Linked DNA regions of Homo sapiens: region 1 is linked to region 2. Evidence: chromatin loops called from intact Hi-C (ENCODE). Cell type or tissue: GM12878. All regions are shown on one strand.

Region 1 (2,500 bases), 140 kb after region 2:
GTAAATTAGTTCAACCATTGTAGAAGACAGTCTGGTCATTCCTCAAGGATCTACAACCAGAAATACCATTTGACCCAACAATCCCATTACTGGATGTATACCCAAACGATTATAAATCATTCCACTATAAAGACACATGCACACACATATGTTTATTGTGGCACTGTTCACAATAGCAAAGAATTGGAACCAACCCAAATGCCCATCAATGGTAGACTGGATAAAGAAAATGTGGCACATATGCACCATGGAATACTATGCAGCCATAAAAAAGGATGAGTTCATGTCCTTTGCAGGGACATGGATGAAGCTGGAAACCATCATTCTCAGCAAACTGACACAGGAACAGAAAACCAAACACCGTATGTTCTCACTCATAATTGGGAGTTGAAGAATGAGAACACATGGACACAGGGAGGGTAACATCACACACCGGGGCCTGTTGGGCAGTGGGAGACTAGGGAGGGATAGCATTAGGAGAAATACCTAATGTAGATGACAGGTTGACGGATGCAGCAAACCACCGTGGCATATGTATACCTATGTAACAAACCTGCACGTTCTGCACATGTATCCCAGAACTTAAAGTATAATTTAAAAAAAAAAAGTAAAAAAGACATTGATTCATTCATTCATTTATTCAGGCAATGTTTGGAACTCATGATGTGCCAGGCACTGTTTTAGGACCAGGAATAAGCAATGACCAAAGTATTTGCTCTCCTGATAGATTATAAACAAATAAATATATAATAGCTCAAGCTGTGAAAGTCACAGGCACACAGAGACACACACATCTCCAACATATGCAGCAAGGTAATGAGATAAAGAATTCCTGGCCATTTTTTGTGATACAGGATAGATGTAATGGTTTCCTATCAGTTTTATCATTTTTAAGGTCTCTCTTCTTAGAATAAATTATTTTATTTGTTTCTTCCGTATGCCATTTAACAGGGAGGGGAAGTTTTCTGCCAGTTTTGCACCCACTGTTTTTCTTTTTCAGTAAGAGCCTTCTCATAGTCTGCTTGAAGGCAGCGGTCTTGCCACATGTGTTCTATGCATAATAATTTCAGGAGAGTCTTGTCCACAATGCTTGGTTGATTACGGCTTGTGGGACACCACTTAAATGACTAGAAACAGCTCTCTTTAATAAACACACTGGTGTTGTCCATCATTTTAAGTGAGCATGAGAGCCCAGCTTCATTTTGCCACTCCAATCTCACACGGCCTAGAAGAACTAGTGAAAGTAGCAGGTGGTGTTTGACTTTCAGTTTTTCTGAAATGTGTCTCTTTCTGCCACTCTCCAGACGCCGTGCCAGTCAGGCCCTCAAGGTCAAAACATCATGAAATTGACCATAGATTATCTCAGCCTTTTCTTTTTAAAAGTGTCATTGTAACCTGTTGGTTACTGTGTATGTCATTTAACTTCTCTGTCTTTAGTTTCTGAAGTAACTGGTTTTACATTGCCATCAAAAGGCTTCTGTGGGTTTTTATTTTTCTTTGTTTTTATTTGTTTGTAAACAATCTCCTTTTCTAAACTCATTTCCCCAAATTTCCTTAATTTTTCACGGACTGATGAAAATGTTTTGCTGCTTCCAGAGCTTGTCAGCTTCTCTTTGTGGCATTGCTTTCATTGTTGTTCTCCAAGTTCCCACTCAGCTCCTGCTTTCTTCAAAAAACCCTTTGGTTTCTAACATCTATGTTTTCAACATGGCAATGGAGTGAGTTGCCCAGGGAATGATTGGACCGTGATTGTTTTCATGGCTTTCTTTTGCCTTTTCTCCATGTCCTTTTTAGCTCTAAGCCTCATTTGTAAGCTTTCTAGAAATGTGGATTCTATTATAGAACTTCTGTTTTTCTCATTTTTGTAGTTGCTTTCTCAAGAGCAGGTGCTGGTGACCACAGGACGAGTGAGAGACGAGATGGTGTCTCTCCTTTAGCAGTTGGCTTAATTAAGGAGGTTTTTTGAAGTGTATGGGCTTCAAAAAGTCTGACATGTGATTTGTGGCCTGTGTGGTCTAACTCTGATTCCTTTGGATACAGAACCTTAGAAAGCCTTGAGAAAAACCTCAGAGATCATCTATGCAATCAATTCTGGCTTTACCTGGAGGGAGTTTTATAAAACACAAATGCCAGGGCTTCAACTTGAGAGACTCTGATTTCATTGTTTTGCAGTGGGTCTGCACATCAGTAGTTTATAGAAATTTCCCACATGATTTTGTGAAACCAGGGTTGAGAATCACTTGATTTTACAGGGCATATATAAGGTCCAAAGCAAAAGTGACTCTTGGCTGGGCGTGGTGGCTCACGCCTGTAATCCCAGCACTTTGGGAGGCCGAGGTGGGAGGATCATGAGGTCAGGAGATCGAGACCAGCCTGCCCAACATGGTGAAACCCCGTCTCTACTAAAAATACAAAAATTAGTCAGGCATGGTGGCAGGTGCCTGTAATCCCAACTACTCAAGAAGCTGAGGCAGGAGAATTACTTGAATCCAGGAGGCAG
Region 2 (2,500 bases):
AGTAGATAGAGCCTTGTTTCAGAACGATAAAACTTCGGTCAAGGACTTGATCTTCCCACTTATTGCTGGGGGCTCCAGGGCAAATCATTTGTTCTTTCTGAGCCTGAGTTGTTGTTTCTTCTTGTTCTTCTTGTTCTTGTTCTTGTTCTCGTTCTCGTTCTCCTTCTCCTACTCCTTCTCCTTCTTCTTCGTCTTCTTCTTCTTCTCTCCTCCTCCTCCTCCTTCTCCCTTCTCCCTTCTCCTTTCTCCTTCTCCTCCTCCCTCCTCTCCTTCTCCTTCTTCTTTTTCTTCTTCTTCTTTTTTTTTTTTTTTTTGATATGGAGTCTCACTCTGTTGCCCAGGCTGGAGTGTAGTGGTGCAATCCCTGCTCCTGCATCCTCTGCCTCCCAGGTTCAAGCGATTCTCCTGCCTTAGCCTCCTCAGTATCTGGGATTATAGACGTGCATGACCATGCTCAGCTAATTTTTGTATTTTTAGCAGAGATGGGGTTTCACCATATTGGCCAGGCTGGTCTTGAACTCCTGACCTCAGGTGATCCACCTGCCTTGCCCTCCCAAAGTGCTGGGATTACAGTCATGAGCCACCGCACCTGTCCGGAGCCTGCGTTTCTTCTAATATACAGTGGAGGAGAGTAATTTTTGCATTACCTACTTTGCAGGCTCTGGAGTTAGATTGAGCGCACCTGAAGCTAAGGTTAAAGATGATGGCTATGGGCATGATGACAGTAATTGTTCTTCTCTGGTTGGGGACTGATTGATGATCCCTGATTTCTCTGTTTAAACGTTGCCCAAAACAAAGGTTGAGAGGTCCTTAGGGGAGAGGCGAGATAAGCAGAGGTAGGACTTGCCTTTCTTCTGTGCTTCTCCAGAATTAGTTGTGTCCTGTGGCATCCACAGACAAAAATTGAGCAATCTCCTTCATAGTTGAGATTGTATAATTCGATAAAATAGGTTTAAATAGCCTTATGCCTGTATAATATTCATGAAAAGTGTCATGAGTGAGGTGGCTTGCTTGTTTTGAAAATGGGCTGATTTTGACAAAGGGGAAAAATCGGGATTCATTTACTGTAAGTTGAAAGTAAGAAACAACAAAGTTGAATATTAGAAGAACTTGGCTATCGCAAAAACCACATACTTTCACATCAGTAAAACATGGAGTTCTGATCTGAGTGAAATGTGAAACTTCTTGCAGACCACAGAGAGTAAAAAGGAGTACTTTTGTTTCATTATTAATACCATTGTCCTTATTTCTTTAAATGAGAATTGATAATACCCATAACAGAATCTTTCACACAGGCCAAAAACAGAAAGATAAATTAAACAAAACAAACAAACACCCAAAACCTCACCACCACCACCATGACTGCCAACAAAACCCAGTGCTGTGAGGATGCATCAGCTTTAAGATCTCTTTAAGTCATTGTGTTCTAGAGAAAGGGGTTCTTTATTTGTTTCTATCAGGATAGAGTGAGTTTTTGTTAAAGTTGTCTTTCTTTTTTTTTTTTTTTTCTTCTTCTGGAAGACTGACGAAGTTGGCCTTTTGGGATATTACAAGAAAGATAACTTTGTCTTCTAATGTCTGCAGTGATATGAGGCAGGTGACTGTGTGTATTCTGTGGTGATCCATGTTCACAAGGAGAGACAGGCCAAGGATGCCCGGTTGATGAGTGCGCTATAGGTGCTTGGGAGTGAGAAGGCAAGAAAGCAAAGTGAACTTAAAAAATAGCTAGCCAGTGGAATTGAGGGAGAAATGCTCATTCTTTGCTGACACATGAAATAATTGTTGAGGGAGAGTTGCTCAATCTTTGCCTACACATTGAAATAATTGTGTTGAAGAGTCTATGAAAAGGGGGTCAATAGATTTGAGTTTTCATCACTTTGGCCACCACCTAATTATAGATGGCCTCCACTGTGAAATATGTGAGTTGAAATAGATTTTTTTAAAATTCATTTTCTGGACTGGCATTTAGAATTTGAGTTTATTCAATCCTTGCTTCTTGGGCAGTTAGGGTGTCAATGGCAATAGGAAGGGTAGCTGAGGCCAGAGTGGTGGGGGTAGATGTTGGGTGGAATGTGTGTGGTTGAGCAGAGCATTATTATTATTGCTATTATTATTTTTTAAAAGAATCCTTATAGTAAAGAGAGCCAACATTGATTGAATATATGTTCCTTGCCAGAACTTGGGCTAAGTGCTTTATTATAAGTTATCTTATTTAATTTTCACAGAGACCTGTTGAAGTGTAAGTTTTAGCTTTCTGTTTCACAGCTGTGGAAACTGAGGTGCTGAAAGGATGAAGAACTTCCAAAAAGTCGAAGATATTAAGCAGCTGTATTAGTCTTCAGATCCTGATATCTTTCTCATAGTTATTCTGATATGCCGTATTAAGTTGCAGAATTGAGGCCGGGTGCAGTGGCCCCAATTTTTTTTTTTTAGTTATTCTTATTTTCTAATTATTTTATATGCTCTCTCTCTCTCTCTCTGTCTACTGTCAAATCCCGGC

What was found. Peaks named below come from ENCODE experiments on the same cell type or tissue, not always from the same donor. Only the 100,000 strongest peaks of a DNase experiment are listed, where the experiment ranks them.
Region 1: it touches region 2 in a loop (7-fold over the local background); 4 of 110 quality-filtered maps call a loop at or near these places.

What each region holds. Positions count from the first base shown.
Region 1 is chr3:188,445,044-188,447,543 of GRCh38, forward strand. All of the region lies in intron 4 of LPP (LIM domain containing preferred translocation partner in lipoma), which reads left to right. Among named protein-coding and RNA genes, the nearest start is that of LPP-AS1, 120 kb to the right of the region's middle. In GM12878, no CTCF peak of the experiment used is centred here; a DNase peak (open chromatin) is centred at 1,188; H3K27ac peaks cover 301 bases.
Region 2 is chr3:188,308,726-188,311,225 of GRCh38, forward strand. All of the region lies in intron 2 of LPP (LIM domain containing preferred translocation partner in lipoma), which reads left to right. Among named protein-coding and RNA genes, the nearest start is that of FLJ42393, 130 kb to the left of the region's middle. In GM12878, no CTCF peak of the experiment used is centred here; a DNase peak (open chromatin) is centred at 1,226.